2 separate regions of the Homo sapiens genome follow, and region 1 is linked to region 2. A link is an interaction called in ENCODE POLR2A ChIA-PET data of the cell type or tissue named here. Cell type or tissue: HepG2. All regions are shown on one strand. Links, peaks and the distances in the headings refer to the core of each region. The heading gives the core; the rest is flanking DNA.

Region 1 (10,546 bases), core at 781-8,780, 290 kb before region 2:
GATCTGGGTCTAAACTAAACTGCAGTCTCTAGTTGAACTCATGTAGATAGTTTCATCTTGGACAGAATCGGAGAATTTAAGAGGAGAAAACTATTTGTCCAGCAGTAAACAATAAAATGGTTCATCTCCCTTGGACGGCATATTTGCAGTCATGAATGTTTATGAAGAGTATTTGCTAATGTTAAGAAACATTTTAATCTCTTTACATAACTATTAATGTTATTACTGTAGTGTTAAGTGGGACAAAAAGCATACAAAATTAGACATATAACGTGAGTGTAATCCTGTTTTTTAAAAAGCATGTAAATGTGTCTGGAAGGAATCTTAAACTGTCAACATAATTTGCCTCCCAGGAGGGGAACCGGGCTCCAGGGGATGGGATGGGAGAGAGACTTTCTTTTTATGCCCTTTTGTATGTTTTTAATTTTGAACTGTGCAAGTTTATCATGTATTCATAAGTAGAGAAGTAAAAAAATAGATCTGACAAAAAGCTTTTATGCCAAAAAGAGAAGGTCCACAAATAACACTCAGAGGGTAAAGAGGTGCTCACTTTGGTGATGGGCGGTGAAGAGGGGCTCCCTTCTCTACCGAGAGAAAAGCTGGTCCTATGCCCAGATAAACCAAAACATCAGCCTTACAAACCGGTGCAAGTGATTATCAAAGCTCAGCATCTGAGGCATAACAAAGACATACCTGCTTTAAAATATTTCCCCATGGCGCCTTAAATTGCAGCCTTTGGAGTCATTCCTTAGTCTGAAGTACAGCTTCTCCAAAGTCTCCTTGCAAACATTCAGGGGTAGCGGGGGTTACCATGTTATCTTTGTTTAGTGTTATATTATTTTTTGAGATGGAGTCTTGCTCTCTGGCCCAGGCTGGAGTGCAGTGGCATGATCTCAGCTTACTGCAACCTCTGCCTCCCAGGTTCAAGCTATTCTTCTGCCTCAGCCTCCTGTGTACCTGGGATTACAGGTGCTGCCGCCATGCCCGGCTAATTTTTTTGTATTTTTAGTAGAGACGGGATTTCACCATGTTGGGCAGGCTGTTCTGGAACTCCTCACCTCCAGTGATCAGCCTACCTCAGCCTCCCAAAGTGCTGGGGTTACAGGCATGAGCCGCCGTGCCTGGCCATGTTATTTTATCACATGAACTGAATTGAAATAGGGAGACACACTATAAGAAAGTTTTAACTGGTGTCTCACTCCTGTAATCCCAGCACTTTGGGAGGCCAAGATAGGAGGATCACTTGAGCCCGTGAGTTTGAGACCAGTTTGAGCAATACAGTGAGACCTTAGCTTTACAAAAAAAAATTTTTTAAAAAGTTCTGATTGAAGTCATTTCTTGTTTTTGAGTTTTCTTAATTTTCCCTAAAAATATAAACTTTCTCTTAATAGCACTGATTATAAAATAGCACATGATCAAGTAGCAAATTTGGAAAATACAGAATGTTATAAAGAATTTAAAAATCAGGCATGGTGGCTCACACCTATAATTCACGTACTTTGGGAGGCAGAGGTAGGAGGATCACTTGAGTCCAGGAGTTCAAGGACCAGCCTGGGCAACATGGCAAAACCCTGTCTCTTAAAAAAAAAAAAAAAAAAAAAAAAAAAAATCAGCTGGGCATGGTGGAAGGCACCTATAGTCTCAGTTACTCAGAAGTCTGAGGTGGGAGGATCACTTGAGCCTGGGAGATTGAGGCTGCAGCGAGCCAAGATCATGCCGCTGTACTCCAGCCTAGGCGACAGAGTGAAACCCTGTCTCAAGAAAAAAAAATTTAAAAATTGAACCATGTGCATCACATCCCTGAGGGAGCACTGAGCCTGGCACATTCCAAGAGAAAAAAAAATGTTAGATAGCAGGGTCGCAGGCTAAAGTTGCAAGGCCTGAGGATCCCATTAGTTCTGCAGCCTTTGTTGAGCCCAGCAGGAAACCACTAAGGACTTGGAAGAACAGTGACAGAAGTGTTTTTTGTTTGTTTACATGCCGGGTCTTGCTATTGTTGTCCAGGCTGGTCCTGAACTCCTGGCCTCAAGCAATGCTTCCACCTCAGCCCCCCAAGTATCTAGGATTACAGGGAAAAGCCACTGTGCCTGGCTCAGTGACAGGTTTTTAAAAGAACACTTGAGCTGGGCCGGGCACAGTGGCTCACACCTGTAGTTCCAGCACTTTGAGAGGCTGAGGCAGGAGGATGGCTTGAGCTCACAAGTTCAAGATCAGCCTGGGCAACACAGATCCCATCTCTACGTTTTTTTTTTTTTTTTTAAATTAGCCAGGTATGATGTCGCACCCTTGTAGTTCCAGCTACTCAAGAGGCTCAGGTAGGAGGATCTCTTGAGCCTGGGAGGTCAAGGTTACAGTGAGTCGTGATCATGTCACTGCACTTCAGCCTGGGTGACAGAGTGACATCCCTGTCTCAAAAGACAACACTTGAGCTGTAGATTGTATCACGATAAGAGGTATCCATTATGCTTGGAGAAATTTAAAAATGAGATAAAGGGTATTCTGGAATAGGCTGTTCATATGTACTAGAAATAGAAAGGAATATGAGAAGTAGGATATGCTAGAAATACAGAAATAAAATGACATAAAAGAACTTAGAAATCATTCATAATTCCACCATCTAGGAAAGCTGACTTCCTTCTAGTGCTCCCTCTTTGTGCCCTACTTTTCTCCTAAGAGTATATTCTGAGCATTTTCCCATGATACCAAATATTCTTGAGAATGATTTTTAATGACCACCTAATCATTCTATCATATAGATATGCAAACATTTATTTCACCAGTCCTATGTTGTGAGGCTTTTGGGTTGTCTCAATTTTTTGCTAGGTTCAATTATGCTGTCACGGACTTTTCGTCCAAGTTGCATGTAACGGAAAACCGAGTTCAAACAAGCATGAAGCAAACAGGAGTCAGTGGTGAAACCCAACAGTTAAGAGGAAGGGAGCTTTGGGTAAGGCTCAGTCAGGGATCCTGCTCCATTTCCCTGGAGTTTGCCCTTCTCTGTTGGCAGTGGTGCCCTCAGGCTGGCTCCTCTGCAGCCCTTGGGTGATAAACTTTTCTGTTCATGACCATGGGAGTGGCCTGTTTTGCTCTGACTGGGCCACCTGATGAAAGGTTAGGGATGAGGGAGGGAAGCTAGCCCTGACTGCCTTGGGTCTGGGTTCCCTGTCTGTCCTTGAGCGGGCAACTGTGGCAAGACGTAAGGGTGGCTGTTGCGTGATGTCGGGGGTGGGGGGAAATTTTGAGGAGATAACCAAAGAACATCCTCTGGCTACTCAGAGAGGGCCTGTAGACCAGCAGCCTCCACATCACCTGGGAGCTTACTGGATATGACTCCCAGACCTAGCAGATCAGTCTGCATTTTTAATAAGAGTCCCAGGAGACAGTTCTCACATTAAAGTTGAGAGGCCCTGCCCTCTGGCACCCTTGTGTAGGGATCCCTGAAAATAGAATGGCTGGAACAACAGCAGGGATGTTTTAAAAATTTTTTTTTTTTTTTGAGATGGAGTTTCTCTCGTTGCCCAGGCTGGAGTGCAATGGCGCGATCGCTGCTCACCGCAACCTCCGCCTCCCGGGTTCAAGAGATTCTCCTGCCTCAGCCTCTTGAGTAGCTGGGATTACAGGCATGCGTCACCACGCCTGGCTAATTTTGTATTTTTAGTAGAGATGGAGTTTCTCCATGTTGGTCAGGCTGGTCTTAACTCTCGACCTCAGGTGATCCACCCGCCTCGGCCTCCCAAAGTGCTGGGATTACAGGCGTGAGCCACTGCGTCCGGCATAAATTTTTTTTTTTTTTTTCTTTTGAGATGGAGTCTCGCTCTGATGCCCAGGCTGGAGTCCAGTGGCCCAATATCGGCTCACTGCAACCTCCGCCTTCCGGTTCAAGCAATTCTCCTGCCTCAGCCTCCCGAGTAGCGGGCTACAGGCACACGCTGCCACGCCTGGCTAATTTTTCGTATTTTTAGTAGAGACGGGGTTTCACCGTGTTAGCGAGGATGGTCTCTATCTCCTGACCTTGTGATCCGCCCGCCTCGGCCTCCCAAAGTGCTGGGATTACCAGCGTGAGCCACTGCGCCTGGCCGGCCTAAAAATTCTTAATACACATTGTGAAATTGTCCTATAAAAGGTTCTGTCTCTTCACATTCCCACCCTGGGATCTGGGTGTTTGAGGCCTAAAACTCATGCAATTTGCGGAAGCCTTCTTTAAGAAAAAGAATAAAGAAATTAAGTACAAAAGTACAAAAGTGAATTAAGTACAAAAGTGAGTATTTAGAATAATAGAAAATTTAAAGATACCTTGGCCAGGCATATGGTGGCTCATGCCTGTAATCTCAGTACTTTGGGAGGGCGAGGTGGGATGATTGCTTGAGCTCAGGAGTTGACCAGCCTGGACAACATAGTGAGACCCTGTCTCTACCAAAGTTAAAAAAAAAAAATTAGCTGGGCATAGTGGTGCACACCTGTAGTCCCAGCTGCTTGAGGGGCTGAGGTAGGAGGATCACTTGAACCCTGAAAGTCAAGGGTGCAGTGAGCCCTGATCACACCACTGCACTACAGCCTGGGTGACACAGCAAGACCCTGTCTCCAAAAAAAAAAAAAAAAAAAAAAAAAAGCCTAAAAAATCTTAACATCATTGGTTTTAATTACCAATAGGTTGAAACATTTGAAACTGCCACATTTGTAAGTAAAAATAGTCATATGGTGAGAGAGCAATTCCATGTTGTTCAACCTACTTTTTCACTACATTTCTGGCTGCATTTTCTTTTTCTTAGCAACTTTATTGAAATGAAATTACCCTACCATACAAATTACCCATTAAAGTGTACAATTCAATGGCTTTTACTATATATTCACAGAACTATGCAGCTTTCATCACTATCATTTTTAGGACATTTTCTTTCATCAGACCAAAAAGAAACCCTATTCCCCTTAGCTCTCATACCACTCAGTCCCCTCATCCCTAGGTAACCATGAATATATTTTCCGTTTCTATAGATTTTCCTGTTCTGGACATTTCATAATCATACAATGGTCGTTTGTGTGAATTCTTTCATTTTTTTTTTCTGAGATCTGGCAGAAATTGTTTTCAAGTTTCATTCACGTCGTAGCATATATCAAGTTCATTCCTTTCTATTGCTAAATAGTATTGCATTGTATGGACATATCACATTTTATCCATTCATCAGTTAATGGATGTTCAGTTGTTTCTATTTTTTTAACTGTTGTGAATAATCCTGCTCTGAACATTTGTGTTATAGGTTTCTTTTTCTTTTTTTTTTTGATACAGAGTCTTGCTCTGTCACCCAGGCTGGTGTGCAGTGGTGCGATCTCAGCTCAGTGCACCCTCTGCCTCCTGGGTTCAAGCGATTCTCCTGCCTCAGCCTCCCGAGTAGTTGGGAATTATAGGTATCCACCACCATGCCTGGCTAATTTTTGCGTTTTTAGTGCAGACAGGGTTTCACCATGTTGACCAGGCTGGTCTCAAACTCCTGACCTTAGATGATCCACCCACCTCAGCCTCCCAAAGTGCTGGGATTACAGGCATGAGCCACCGTGCCCGGCCTGTGTACAGGTTTATGTGTGGATGTTTTTTCATTTCTATTTCTCCTGGGTATGTACCTAGGAATGGAATTCGTGGGTCACATGACAAACTATCTTAATAAAAGTTCTCTAGAGAAACAAAACCAATAGGATGTAGATTATGAAGCAGAGATTTCTTATAATGAGCAAGCTGGAGATTCAGGAGAGCTGATGGGTGCAGTTCTAGTCCAGACGCCAGCAGGCTTGAAATCCAGAAAGAGCCAATGTTTCAGTGCAAGTCTGAAGGCAGGAAGAAGCCATCATCTCAGTCATGTAGGAGGAGTTCTCTCTCACTAGGGGAGGGAAGGGCAGGCTTTTTGTTCTATTCAGGCCTTCAACTGATTGGATGAGGCCTGCCCACATTAGGGAGGGCAATCCACTTCACTCGGCCCACAGATGTAAATGTTAATCTTGTCCAAGAACATGCTCACAGACACACCCAGAATGTTTGACCAAATATCTGCACATTGTGTGGCTCAGCCAAGTAGACAAAATCTTAGTAACTATATGTTTAACTTTTTGAGCAATTGCCAAACTGTTTCCAAAGTACCTGCACTATTTTATGTCCCCGCCAGCAATGAATGACTCCAATTTCTCTATATCCTCATCACTTATTTTTTTGTGAAGAGCTACACACATTCTTTGCCTTTTTGAGTGATAATGATATTGCAATATCACTTTCTATAAAAATAATAGGAAGAAAATGTAGTCCTGTGTTTTAGTACATGGGTATAAAATGTTTGATAGTTTTGGAACGTTTTCCATAGCCACCTCTAACTTACTCGCAGATACTTGTCCAGGCTGGGCCTCACTCATTGATCTCTGCAGGTGTGGTCCAGCCAGCCAGGTGCTCATTGCTCCTGGCCCTCAGCCCCCACCGTGCCGATCATTGAGGGGTTCATTGGCAATAAAGCTGGGGTTGTGGTGGTCCAGATCATTCTCCTTGAGGTCAACTTTGAGGTCTGGATGTTGGATGAGGCCCACTAGGGGCAGGTGTCACTGGAGGTAAAGGGACAGCCCTAGGACCACCTCTTCCAAGGCGCAGAGGGTGGCCCCCAGTCTAGAGCCATGCTTCATGCCACATATGCAGAGGGCACACACACACACACACACACACACACGACTCTTGAAGATTAAGCTACAATGTTTCATTTATTATAGCTTAGCCAACTTTAGCAATTATGTGAAAACAAATTTCACCCAGTATGACAGGAAATGCTAGGAATCTCCTTGTTTTATTTTGCATTTATTAATGAGGTTGATGTGATGGTTAATTTTAGGTGTCAACTTGACTGGATTATAGTATGGGGCCCACGTAGAACAAAAAGGCAGAGGAAAGGCAAATTCCCTCTTTTCTAAAGTGGGGACACCCTCCTTCTCCTGCCGCTGGACATCAGGGCTCCGGGTTCTCTGGGATTTGGACTCTGGGACTTGCACCAGAGGCTCCCTAGGCTTTCAGGTCTTCAGGTTCAGACTGAGAGTTACAGCACTGGCTTCCCTGGTTCTAAGGCTTTCAGACTTGGATGAACCATGCTGCCAGCTTCCCTGGTTCTCCATCTTGCACACCACCTATCGTGGGACTTTCCAGTCTCTATAATCATGTGAGCCTATTCCCCCAGTATGTCCCCTCTCATATATCTATATCCTATTGGTTGTCTCTCTGTAGAGCCCTAATATGGCTGAACATTTCCCATGGCTATTACCCATTTGCATGTGTGTATATTTTCTATTTATGTACAGTGCTTGGCACAAAGTGCTTTAAAAAATAAATCTATAGTGTTTTAGCCCACTTTCCATTGGAGTGTTGTGTCCGGACTATTAGCTGTCCATTCAAATCTGTTCTCTTCTTCCCTAATTACATGGCAGCCTCCTTTGGAGTTAGATAGGTTCTTAGGTCTAAAGTTCTCTCTGATAGTGTGTGAGCCACTTAAGGGTCTAAGTCTTAAGGCAATACAGTAGGTGGATCCCCTCCCCAGTCTTCCCCTCCCATAGAACATTTCATTTTCTTTTTTTTTTTTTTGAGATGGAGTCTTGCTCTGTTGCCCAGGCTGGAGTACAGTGGCACAATCTTGGCTCACTGCAACTTCCGCTTTCTGCATTCAACTGATTCTCCTGCCTCAGCCTCCTGAGTAGGTGGGATTACAGGTGCCCGCCACCATGCCCATCTAATTTTTGTATTTTTAGTAGAGATGGGGTTTCACCATGTTGGCAAGGCTGGTCTCGAACTCCTGACCTCAAGTGATCCGCCTGCCTCAGCCTCCCAAAGTGCTGGGATTACAGGTGTGAGCCACTGTGTCCGGCCCCATAGGACATTTCTATAAACCAGTAATGACCATGCTGATGAGGACAAAAGCATCAAAACAGCAGAGAAACAAGATGGAAAGAATGTGGGACCTTCAATGTTCGTGTAGAGCAGATCCAAATTCAAACTCTTACATGTGAGAGATAAGAATTTATATCTTATTTAAGCCATTAAATAAGATATTTAAGCATTTTGGGGTCTGTTACAGCATCATGTGTTACCCTAACCAATATGAACAATGATATTAATTGGTCAGAGGGCTTATGGCCCAACCAGTGGACAGACACTGCAATTACTCCCTAGGGATGACCAGCCTAGTCCAAATTACTCCCTAGGGATGACCAGCCTAGTCCAATAAAGATGAGGCATGGGTAGTGGAGATGAAGTGCAAAGACACTGGCTTTTGAGCTTGCCCATTTCATTTTCACTGCTCCTACTAAAATCCGGTGATGGACTATACTGACTTACTCTGCCTGCAGATGGAGTCCGAGAGGGAGCATGCACCAGTCTACTACCTAGACCCCTTGGCAGAACTTTTCCTAGATGTGCAAGGTGATCTATACTTTTTTTTTTTTTCAAAGAATGAAAAAAAGGAGTAAAATCAACAAACTTTATTGAACTGGTTCAAACCGGAACACCCTTATCTAGAACATGTTACTTTACTTAACCAGAACTGTGGTACTGCGGCCCAGCAGAGGGCCACAGGCATCCGTGGAAAGCATGCACTGAAGCTCAGTCACTTAATTCCTAGGACATCCTACAATCCTCCTCTGAAGTTCTTTTTGTTAGCTCAGAAGTTCTGAGTTAGTTAAATGATTTCCAAGCCCCCAACAATTTAGAAAAGGTACATTAGAAGAAGGGGTGTTAAGATCAGTGTTTGGGGGAAAAAAAGATTTTATTTTTATTTTTTTTGAGACGGAGTCTTGCTCTGTCGCCCAGGCTGGAGTGCAGTGGCGCAATCTCAGCTCACTGCAAGCTCTGCCTCCCGGGTTCATGCCATTCTCCTGCCTCAGCCTCCTGAGTAGCTGGGACTACAGGCGCCCACCACCACGCCCAGCTAATTTTTTGTATTTTTAGTAGAGACAGGGTTTTACCCTGTTAGCCAGGATGGTCTCAATCTCCTGACCTTGTGATCCACCCGCCCTGGCATCCCAAAGTGCTGGGATTACAGGCGTGAGCCACCGCGCCCAGCCCAGATTTTATTTTTTAAGAGGAGCAGCTATCTCATCATATAAATACAAAAACACTGAGGCAGCTGGCACTGGCACTGGTACTATTCAGAGCTTAAGAACTGTGGCTGGAACCCCAGCACTATGGTAGAGGCTGATCAGGGAGGATTGCTTGAACCTGGGAGGTCGAGGCTGCAGTGAGCTGTTATTGCACCATTGCACTCCAGCCTGGGTGACAGAGCAAAATCCTGTCTCACAGACAATTTGTGGCAGTGTAGCTGTTGGCATGATTTAATCCAGGGGAAACAGTAGTACGTCCCAGTGGGCCTGAGAGCACCAGATGCCCACATGACCCCAAGCCCTTAGGAAAGGTTAAGGTATGTTCGGTATGTTCTGTTTAGCCATGCAGTGACACAGTATCCTTAAAAGAGAGTTCTAACCAAGCCAAATTCTGGTGCTTAGAATACCGGGTTAAAATGTTAGCCCTCTGAAAGACTTAGCTATTCAGAAAAATTCTAGGTAAGAGTTTATGCTGCTCTTCCCAATTCCACCGGGCCGAAGGCAAACTAAGACTGCTGAAGCTGAACTGCACTGACAATCCATTGGACCTGAACTCTCCCCACCACTCTGCTCAGACATCCCCAGGTAACTGGCACCATCTCTTCAAGGGTGCAAGGCATGGAGCAGCATAGGTCTTCTGGGACCTCTCATCTGGGAAATGGGAGGGGAGCTCCTTTCTTCTCTGGCAGCCAGGAACAGCTTGGGGGGTGGGCCTCTAGTTCAGGGTGGGGTTTGTGGTGATGTGCTGGGGGGGTGGTAGGAGGGTGGAACATTCTGAGCTGAGGCCGGGCATTCTCTCCCAGAGCTGCTTTAGGGGGGCATCAGCTGAGCAAACTTAGAAAACTCCCCACCACCTCCAACTTTGAACCTCTGTGCCCCCTTCCTTCTTCCCCTGAGGCTGTTGCCAAGTCAGACCCAGAGGGGCCTCCCCAATCCTTGGGCCACATATTTATCTTTGAGATTTGTGTGCCAGAACAATGAAATCCCAAGTGGCAGGAGAGCAGAGGCCTTGTGGGCACTCACAGATGCACATTCCATATGCCTTTCTGGAAGAAAGAACTCAGCTCTCTAGGAAGGAGGTAAGAGTCCAGGAGCCTCTCCCTCAGGAATCCTTGTTTCTCACCAAAGGTGCCAGGAACTGTAGGCAGGGATTCTGTGAGGACTGTGAAGTATCTCAAGCTTTGTAATTCTCTGTATACAGTATTGTTTTTGCCTGGTGTCCTTGTTGTGATGAGCAAGAAAATCCTTAATTTAAAAAAAAGAAAAGCATGATGCTCACTTCTGGCAGCAGCTAGGAGAGAACCAGGAGTCCATCCCCCAGCAGCTTGCCACGGGGGTGGGGGTTGGGGGAGAAACTGGAGCGAGAGAGTGGGTGGTGGCAGTTTTGAAGAGGAAAGGGAAGCCAGCTAAGTCCCAGGACCTGAAGCAAGAAAGAAAT
Region 2 (10,546 bases), core at 767-8,766:
TGGGCAAGTTACTTTATCTTCCTGACTCTCAATTTCCTCAGCTCTAAAAGGGTATACATAAAACATTGGCGTGAAGAAATGAGAATAATGTATGTAAACAGAGCAGCACATGATATATATGTGATGAATGGTAACTGACAATATTCGCTTTGGTATAACCTCGCCTAAGTCATGTGAGGATGACTGCTCTTGTCATGTTTGAGGGTTAAATACTTCTGTAGCCCTAGTCCACAGAACATGGAAATGGAGAAAAAGCCAGAGTCAGAACAAGGAAATCAATTGGTTGTCACATTATTTCCTTGCATGTAAATAGCACCTAAGAATTCCTTGCATTTTGTAAGTGCCTAAAAATCTTAACAAGGATATGGAGACCCCTCTAAGTGTTTGTCCCCATATTCAAGTTCTGCAGTATTTGATACTTTCCATTTGCTGTTCACTTTCCAAACTTAATAACTAGGTACGCAATGCTAATGTTCAAGAAATCATTTACTAAGGGACAGCTTAGTATTTGTCCATCAGTTGGCTTATTGACGTAACCTGTGTGCTAAATTCACTGGAATGTGGCGTAATCAAATCTGGCTCCTTCCACTTCTGAGTTGGTGCAAGAAACACTTGGCAGCTATTAAAGTGCTATTCTTTGCAGTTATTTGGTATAATTTGCCACAGAAGTAAATTCCAGGAGGTAATATTCTTGCTAGGTTACACCCTGTTACCTCCTGACTTAAGGAGTTCATGCTAAGGGCAATGATCTCTATCTAACTCAAGGTGATTCTCTTGGCAGCCGGGAAGATTTCCAGAGGATTCCAGAACTTGCCATCAACCCACTGGGGGACCGGATCATCAATGCCTTCTTTCCAGAGGGGTGAGTCAGTACAGTTGTTGGACTTCCTTCCTGAGGCTATCACAACCTAAATTATTTGCTAATCTGGAATAATGATATTGGTTGTGCCATCTCAGACTGTGATACCCCCTGATTATATTGAGCAATTCTAATTTTGTCATTTCTAGAATATCTCTTCTGTTCTACCCTCCTGTGTGTTTTAAACTTCAAATAGATATATGAGCCTATCTTCAAAATTCTTATGTTTATCATTGATGTAAAACTAGACTTTTAAAAAATGTTTATTTGGAAATAATTTCAAATTTACAAAAAAGTTGCAAAAGTTAAAAGTAATTCGGAGAATACTTGTATATTTATTGCCCTGATGCATCTACTGTTATATTGTTAACATTTTGCCTCATTTGTGTGCTCTCTTCTTAGTAGTAGCCAATAAAAATATAATGCAAGCCACATACGTAATTTTACATTTTCTAGTAACCACATTTAAAAAGTAAAAATAAGTTAACTTTGGTAATATATATTTTATTTAATATATTTAAAATATTATTTCCATATATAATCAATATTAAAAATAACTGAGATCCTTTTTTCGTTTGTTTGTTTGTTTTAAGACAGAGTCTTGCTCGGTCGCTCAGGCTGGAGTACAGTGGTGCCATCTCGGCTCACTGCAACCTCTGCCTCCCGGGTTCAAGCGATTCTCCTGCCTCAGCCTCCGAGATAGTTGGGATTACAGCCACATGCCACCATACCTGGCTAATTTTTGTATTTTTAGTAGAGACAGGGTTTCACCATGTTGGCCAGGCTGGTCTTGAGCTCCTGACCTCAGGTGATCCGCCTGCCTCAGCCTCCCAAAGTACTGGGATTACTGGCGTGAGCCACCATGCCCAGCCTACATTTTTTCATAATAAGTCCTTGAAATCCAGTGTGTAATTTACACTTAAACACATATCAAGTCAGACTGACCATGTTTTCAGTGCACATAACCAGATGTGACAAGTGACTGCAGTATTGAACAGCGCAGCTTGTACACCCGTGCTTACTCTACATACCCTCTCTTGCAGACACTTTTTCCCTCTCTCTTTCCCCTCTCTCTACCTACACATACTCTACGTGTGTGTGTATATACATACATACATGCCTACATGTACGTACATACATACACATACATACATGTATGTATATACACATACTTATGTAATTTTTTTGTGTATGTGTGTTCACATAATTGTATTTCTGAACTATTTCAGGGTAAGTTGCATAGTAATGACCCTTTACCTCTGAATGCACCAGTGTGTGTTTGCTAAGAATAGGGACATTCTTTTACATATCCATAGTATAGTTATCTACTTCAGTAAACTTAACATTGATACAATCCTCTTATCTAATCTATTACTCTGTTTTATTAACATATTATCCAGTTTATTCTAATTTATATTCATATTCCAATTTTGTCATCCAATAATCTGTTTTATAGCACTTCCCCGCCTCCAGTACAGGATCTAGTCTGGGTCAGTTGTCATGTCTCTTTAGCCTCCTTTAATCTGGAACATTTCCCCAGCCTTTATTTTACTTTCGTGATATTGAATAAACATAGTTCTCACCACATATGCTTTGTCAAGTAGATTGTTCTTAATGTGGGTTTTTCTAACATGAAACTAGTCTTTTGATATGCTTTACTACCTAATACACTGCCTTCACAGTAGTGAGTAAATATTTACTGATTTGATTAGGTACCTTTTCAACAATAAAACTTACATATAAGCTTGTTTTAAGTAATTTCCTAAACAATCTATTCCTGGTTTATATGGATAGTCTATGACCCACAGGACTTCAAAATATTATATGGGTGCCAGTTTTTAATAATGAGACTGTCAATGAGGACACTGTCAGATAAAATGCCTGGAGAGGAAATTTTAGAACTCTAAATTGAGAGCAAAGGAATTTGCTAGTTGAGAGGGTTGGGCATTCAGGAAATGTGAGTGAAAGTCAGAAGGGGAATTAGGTCGGGCAGTTAGTTCATGTAAAGATGGGAATCAAATCACGTTGACTATGAGGAATCTTATGCCCTCTTTCATTTTTTCCTTTCTCTCTCCTTGAACTGCCCTGTTTGTTTCAGGTGTGGTTTTTATGCTGAATTCTTCCTTTTTTCTAATTCCTCTTTTACCCCTGCAAAGCATTGAACCCTATCCAGAGATAACTTTCACAGCTATGCTTTGTATCCAAACCTTTTGCAATGAAAAGTAAACCCAGGAGAGTCACTTTGCCAACTTTTTTTCAGAATTCCTTAGTCACCATTGATTACTTGAAGAAGCAGCTTGTGGGAAGCTGTTTTGTAAGACTAAACTACATTTGCTGTGACTACAATATCACCTGTCATTCTGTCCACCAATCTACTGCTAAGGAAATGGGACAGAGTGCATATGAGGAAGTGGAGGGCTCTACTGGGCTGCACTGCTTAGCTCTTAGCAAGCTGCGACTCTGCTTCTTGCTCTAATCAGATAGATATATTTGGCTTCTGGGTTTTTCTTTCTTCCCTAGGCATATGCACATTGGGGCTTTTTTTTTTTTTTTTTTAAAGAATGAGATTTGAAAGTGGACCATGGTTATTCAATTCCCTTTTACCCAGAAACTTTATGCTAGCAATAATCATTAATGTGTTTTTTCTAGCATATGTTTTAAACTTTACTCCACATTACTTGATTCCTCAGATCTGACATTTTTGACCAGATACTGGTCCATTAGCAGTATAGATACATCGAAGAACTAAAAGGTCATTCTTTTGTTTTGTTTTTTGTTTTTTTGAGACGGAGTCTCCCTCTGTCTCCCAGGCTGGCATGCAGTGGTGTGATCTTGGCTCACCGCAACCTCTGCCTCCTGGGTTCGAGTGATTCTCCTGCCTCAGCCTCCCCAAGTAGCTGGGACTACAGGCTCACGCCACCACGCCTGGCTAAGGTTTCACCACGTTGGCCAGGCTGGTTTTGAACTCTTGACCTCAGGTGATCCGCCCGCCCCGGCCTCCCAGAGTGCTGGGATTATGGGCGTGAGCCACTGCACCCAGCCAAGGTCATTCTTTTGAGTACAGATGGCTCACAGGCTAGCCTTTGAACTCTGCCTTTAGAAGGGCTATGAACTGCATGTCTATAGAGCACAGAAGAGAACCTACATACCTCAGCTATTCGGTGGGGCACAGAAAGGCTGGGGTTTTTTTTTTTTTTAGGTAACCACAGGAACCAGGCCATCTGCCTTAGATAAATAAATTATATTATGTTACATGGGGCATTCTTTTTTAATATTAAAGAACATTCTTCATTCAAGTTTTGAGAATTATTTCTTACAGGGTTATTGATTAGCCTGTGGCACAATGAAAAGATTTTCTCCAAGCTTAAGTACCAAAAAGGCTTTATACACAAGAGGTCTTTCAAAACTTTTTTTTTTTTTTTTTTGAGATGGAGTCTCCCTCTGTCACCCAGGCTGGAGTGCAGTGGTGCAGTCTCGACTCATTGCACCCTCCATCTTTGGGGTTCAAGTGATTCTCCTGCCTCAGGCTCTCAAGTAGCTGGGATTACAGGCATGCACCACCAGGCCCAGCTAATTTTTGTATTTTTAGTAGAGACGGGGTTTCACCATGTTGGCCAGGCTGGTCTTGAACTCCTGACCTCAGGTGATCCACCCACCTTGGCCTCTTGAAGTGCTGGGATTATAGACGTGAGCCACTGTGCCTGGCCTAAAAGATTATTTAGAGAAAAATTATCCAATTATGAGGGAATAATAAAATCATGATGTGTCCACAGAATTATGCATATGTTTTAAATGTTTCAAAGTATTTATATTGATTGGAGAAATGCTTAAAAGTTAAAAAAAAAGGCAGGATACTAATACAGTTATCTGAAAAGCATAGAAAAGTTACTAGAAGAAAATGCATTCATATATATATGAGGGAGTCTTGCACCGTCACCTGGGCTGGAGTGCAGTGGCGCAGTCTCGGCTCACGCAACTTCTGCCTCCTGTGTGTTCAAGTGATTCTCCCACCTCAGCCTCCCAAATAACTGGCAGTATAAGCGTGAGCCACCATGCCTGGCTGATTGATTGATTGATTAATTGATTGATTCCTTCCTTCCTTCCTTTCCTCCCTCCCTTCCTTCCTTTTCCTTTCCTTTTCCTTCCTTTTCCTTTCCTTTCCCTTTCCTTTCCTTTTCTTTTTTTTTGACATAGTCTTGCTGTGTCACCCAGGCTGGAGTGCAGTGGTGCAATCTAGGCTCACTGCAGCCTCTGCCTCCCAGTTTCAAGCGATTCTCCTGCCTCACCCTCCCGAGTAGCTGGGATTACAGGTGCCCACTACCACGTCCAGCTAATTTTTTTGTATTTTTAGTAGAGACAGGGTTTTACCATGTTGGTCAGGCTGGTCTCAACTCCTGGCCTCAAGTGATCTGCCTGCCTCAGCCTCCCAAAGTATTAGGATGATGGGCATGGACCACCGTGCCCAGCCAGAAAATATATTTATATTAACTGTGGTTGTAATTGGTAGAACTCGGATCAGTATTTTTCTATCTACTTTTCTTTTTTCCACATTTTCAAATTTATGTTTGCTTTTATAATTAAATAAACTTGGCTGGGCATGGTGGCTCATGCCTGTAATCCCAGCACTTTGGGAGGCCGAGGTGGGCAGATCATGAGGTCAGGAGATTGAGACGATCCTAGCTAACACGGTGAAACCCTGTCTGTACTAAAAATACAAAAAATTAGGCTGGGTGCAGCAGCTCACACCTGTAATCCCACCACTTGGGAGGCTGAGGCGGGCAGATCACCTGAGGTCGGGAGTTCGAGACTAGCCTGACCAACATGGAGAAACCCCGTCTCTACTAAAAATATAAAATTAGCTGAGCGTGGTGGCGCATGCCTGTAATCCCAGCTACTCCAGAGGCTGGGGCAGGAGAATCGCTTGAACCAGGGAGGCGGAGGTTGCAGTGAGCTGAGATCGCGCCATTGCATTCCAGCCTGGGCAACAAGAGCAAAACTCCATCTCAAAAAAAAAAAAAAAAAATACAAAAAATTAGCCGGGCATGGTGGCGGGCGTCTGTAGTTCCAGCTAGTCAGGAGGCTAAGGCAGGAGAATTGCTTGAACCCGGGAGGCGGAGGTTGCAGTGAGCCGAGGTAGTGCCACTGCATTCCAGCCTGGATGCAAGACTCTGTCTCAAAATAAATAAATAAAGCAAGACTTTATTTATTTATAAGCAGAGCAAGACTCTGTCTCAAAATAAATAAATAAATAAGAAAAATTAAAAATTAAATAAACTTTATTTTAAAAGCGGCCTTTCCATAATGTGCCTTAATTTTAAAATATCCCTTGGTATACATTACTGCAGGGGAGATGGGGGAGATGTGGGAGGTGGCTGAGGAGTCATTGGGCTGCCTGTGGCTCGCTGCAGAGTTCAAAGCAATGAGTTCAAGTTCTGGCTGTCTTGTATAGTGCTGGCACTACTCTACATTCATTTTTTGGAAAACAGATGCAAGTAAATTCAATAGATAACTTTATCCCTGGTAAGTCCTGTTACCTAAATCTGGTTAAATCATTTATAAAGTGGGAGTAATAGCACCTGCCTTACAAGGTTGGGGTGAGGCTTAAATGATATGGTACTGTGAGTCCCAAAGTACCATGCGTATGGAAAGAAACCTCATTAAATGACCTTTCAGGCTACCGTAGCTAAAGCTGTTGCCAGTATATTTAATTCATAAGAAATAATCACCGTGATTGACATGGTGTTGTGTTTGTTATATTTCACAATCAGAGAGGACCAGGTAAACTTCCGTGGATTCATGCGAACTTTGGCTCATTTCCGCCCCATTGAGGATAATGAAAAGAGCAAAGATGTGAATGGACCCGAACCACTCAACAGCCGAAGCAACAAACTGCACTGTAAGGAGCTAAAGTCTTCTGGCTTAAAATACTTGCTTTTCATTTCTTAAAAGTCATGTATTTACTCACTCATTATTTGAACAAGCATCTACAAGAGCATACTGGTTAAGACCTCAGACTCTGGAGCTAAACTGGCCAAGATTAAATACTAGTCTACCCTTTTTTGGTCGTGTGACTTTGGGCAAGGTACTTAACCTCTTTGGGCTTCAGTTTTCTCTTCTGTAAAATAGGATACTAAGGGGTTCCACATTGGATTGTTGTGAGGATTAAATGAGTTAATAAATGTCAAGTGCTTCACATAGTGCCTGGCATATACTAGGTACTTAATAAGTGTTACCTAGTATCATTATAATTCATTGAGCACCTACCGTGTGCCAGGCACTGTGTTAAGTGCTAGCATGGCAATAGTGAACAAGACCCAGGCCCCACCTTTAAGGAATAATGGCAATCCTCAGCTCATCTTAGAATTTGATAGACACTGGATGTGACTTAAGTAATGGGGGACAGCTGGATACAGTGCAAGATTTAATTTTTATACCCGTGTCTCATGCCTCTTTTCCTTTAATACTTGTTTGCCTTCCCTTCTGCCCTTATTGGTTCATGTACAATATTGCCCAATCCCTTACAACACTTCTCCAGGAAATTGAAATTAAATTTATCTTTTTATTCAGTACAAGTTGAAATTACAGTTGTATTAAAACTGACTGAAGGCTGGGCGCAGTGGCTCATGCCTGTAATCCCAGCACTTTGGGAGGCCAAGGTAGGTAGATCACTTGAGCCCAGGAGTTTGAGACCAGCCTGGGCAACATGGTGAAACATTGTCTCTAATAAAAATACAAAAATTAGCCAGGTGTGGTGGCAGGCACCTGTGCTCCCAGGTACTTGGGAGGCTGAGGTGGGAGAATTGCTTGAGCCTGAGAGGTTGAGGCTGCAATGAACCTTGATGGCACCACTGCACTTCAGCCCAGGTGACAGAAACTCTGTCTCAACAAAGAAAAGAAAACAAAACAAAATCTTCGAAATAGCACTAGTGGATTTGGGCGTTACATGGTGTCTTAGGATACCTTTAGCTGACTCAGCTGGCTTAAACAATAGGGAACTATATTAGCTCACTTTACAAGTCAGATTAGGCCGGCAGGAGGGTTGATTCTGTTTCAAGAACTAGGGATTTTTCTCTTTACTCTGCCATCCTCATAGTCTGTTTTATCCTAAAGTATTATGGTCACATGGCAGCTCTCAGTTGTTAACAGGGCTTTTTTTTTTCTTGTTCACATCTGGCAGTAGAGGAAGAGAGATATATATAGAGAGAGATCGAGACTGAAATTGAGCAACACTCCTCCCAAGCATGGAATGTAAGTCCTTCCCCTCACTTTGATAAGTCAGTTCAGGTCAGGAGAGTGCGAGTGCCGAGGAGATTAGGCTAATGAGATTCCCCTCCTGATGCTGTGATTGGGGTTCTGCTAAGGAAAAAGGTTGGAATGCCACAGAAATGGCAGACTTCAGGATGAGATAGAATAATAACAAAGTGCTATGCAGGTTATGCTTGGTTTTATTTTGTTTTTGCTTAATTTTTTGAGATAGGGTCTCACTCTGTCACCCAGGCTGAGTGCAGTGGCGTGATCACAGCTCACTATGGCCTTGACTTTCCTGGCTCAAGTGATCTTTTTGCCTCAGCCTCTCAAGTTGCTGGGACCACAGGCGTGTGCACTACACCCAGCTAATTTTTTATTTTCTAATTTTTTGTAGGGACAGGGTCTCACTATGTTGCCCAGACTGGTCTCGAAATCTTGGACGCAAGCAGTCATCCCACCTTGGCCTCCCAAAGTGCTGGGATTACAGGCATGAGCCTCCATACCCAGCCTGTTTTTTTCATTACATACTTTAGTCTTGGCTGTTGGATTAACTTTTATAGGAAGCTAAAAATTAATTAGAATTCTGTTGCAGTCTATGTATAGGGATCACATTCATGTAATTAGACCAGTAAAACCGAAGCTATTCTAATGCCAAAGAAAAGACTAGAAGAGTCCGAGAAGTCCTCAATTTCTGTCTAAATGTGTTGCTTCTCTTTGAAGTTCCCACAGGGCTGTATAAGCTGTAGCATGGTGCCTCTTACTGTAGACTGAGAGCAATTGAATGTCATATACCTAGCAATACATTTGCCACTGAGACACATTTACCTTAGAGAAAGGGGATGTGGGCCAGGTGCGGTGGCTCACGCCTGTAATCCCAGCACTTTGGGAGGCTGAGGCAGGCGGATCACCTGAGGTCAGGAGTTCGAGACAAGTCTGGCCAACATAGTGAAACCCCATTTCTACAAAAATACAAAAAAAATTAGCCAGGCATAATGGTGGATGCCTGTAATCCCAGCTACTCAGGAGGCTGAGGCGGGAGAATTGCTTGAACCTGGGAGGTGGAGGCTACAGTGAGCCGAGATCATGCCATTGCACTCCAGCCTGGGTGATAGAGCGAGACTCTGTCTCAAAAAAAAAAAAAAAAAAAAAAAAAAAAAAAAGGAGATGTGTTACTTAGAAATCTGGGTTTACAGGCCAGGCATGATGGCTCACGCCTGTAATCCCAGCACTTTGGGAGGCCAAGGCGGGTGGATCACTTGAGATCAGGGGTTCAAGACCAGCCTGGCCAACATGGTGAAACCCTGTCTGTACTAAAAATACAAAAAATTAGCTGGGCGTGGTGGCGGGCGCCTGTAATCTCAGGTACTCGGGAGGCTGAGACAGGAGAATACTTTGAACCTGGGGGGCAGAGGTTGCAGTTAGCCGAGATTGCACCATTACTCTCCAGCCTGGGCAACAGAGCAAAACTCCATCTCAAAAAAAAAAAAAAGAAATGTGGGTTTACAGAGGAGTGGAACCAAATTTTATTATGGGTTATACTTTGCATAGAATACTGTCTTCAGGAACTCTGAGAACACACTTTGTTCTATTTCTTTTCTAAGCCACGGTGAGAGAATTTTAATCACGATCAGCAAGGCTGAACTATGCCCATGTAGGCACAGGCCCAAGCACACATAGTGCCACTCTGCTCTTCTGTTTGTCTCCTGGAAGTGGTACCTTATTGCTTTCCTCTTTGGATTGGTGAGGTTATAATAATGCTTTCTGTAGGCCAGGCGCGGTGGCTCATGCCTGTAATCCCAGCACTTTGGGAGGCCGAGGTGGGTGGATCACCTGAGGTCAGGAGTTCGAGACCAGCCTGACCAACATGGTGAAACCATGTCTCTTCTAAAAATACAAAATTAGCCAGGCATGGTGGTGCATGCCTGTAATTCCAGCTACTCAGGAGACTGAGGCAGGAGAATTGCTTGAACCTGGGAGGCTGATATTACAGTGAGCCGAGATCACGCTATTGCACTCCAGACTGGGCAATAAGAGTGAAACTCCATCTCAAAGAATAATAATAATAATAGTAATAATAGTGCTTTGTGTAAAAGGTACAACCCTATCTACAGGTGGATAGTGTTTAAAAAAAAAAAAGTGAAAGGTATAATTCATCTTAGGCCCAGGGCATGGTAAGTAAGAGAGAAGTCTAGAGGTCTACAGGTTTTCCTTCCCACATTCTAATTGTCTTCTTAAATGGTTTAAGTTTTTATAACACATAATGATGTGGAAAGTAAAGAGTCTACATTAGAATATTTTTCTTGGGTGTTGAGGAGTATAGGCGGAGTAGAGCTTGGGAGAGTAGCCAGGAAGAAATAGCAGCATTATTCAAAGAATCCAAAAGGTAGAAGCAATCCTAGTGTCCATCGACAGATGAATGGATAAATAAAATGTTGTGTA

Evidence for each region. ChIA-PET counts read pairs that join two places held together with the same protein. Peaks named below come from ENCODE experiments on the same cell type or tissue, not always from the same donor. Only the 100,000 strongest peaks of a DNase experiment are listed, where the experiment ranks them.
Region 1: POLR2A ChIA-PET joins it to region 2 with 6 read pairs; 3 of 35 experiments call an interaction of 5 or more read pairs at or near these places.

Annotation. Positions count from the first base shown.
Region 1 is chr15:40,966,540-40,977,085 of GRCh38, forward strand. It overlaps LOC105370789 (a long non-coding RNA gene), which reads left to right. Exons shown (of 4, transcript XR_007064601.1): 4 at 8,359-8,422. Among named protein-coding and RNA genes, the nearest start is that of CHAC1, 18 kb to the left of the region's middle. RefSeq lists enhancers at 1,554-2,205, 9,350-10,546. In HepG2, for the core only: a CTCF peak has its summit at 8,580 (motif pointing right); no DNase peak of the experiment used is centred there; H3K27me3 peaks cover 426 bases.
Region 2 is chr15:41,256,129-41,266,674 of GRCh38, forward strand. It overlaps CHP1 (calcineurin like EF-hand protein 1), which reads left to right. Exons shown (of 7, transcript NM_007236.5): 3 at 782-862; 4 at 6,628-6,755. Among named protein-coding and RNA genes, the nearest start is that of OIP5-AS1, 21 kb to the right of the region's middle. In HepG2, for the core only: no CTCF peak of the experiment used is centred there; DNase peaks (open chromatin) are centred at 3,096, 3,923 and 6,653.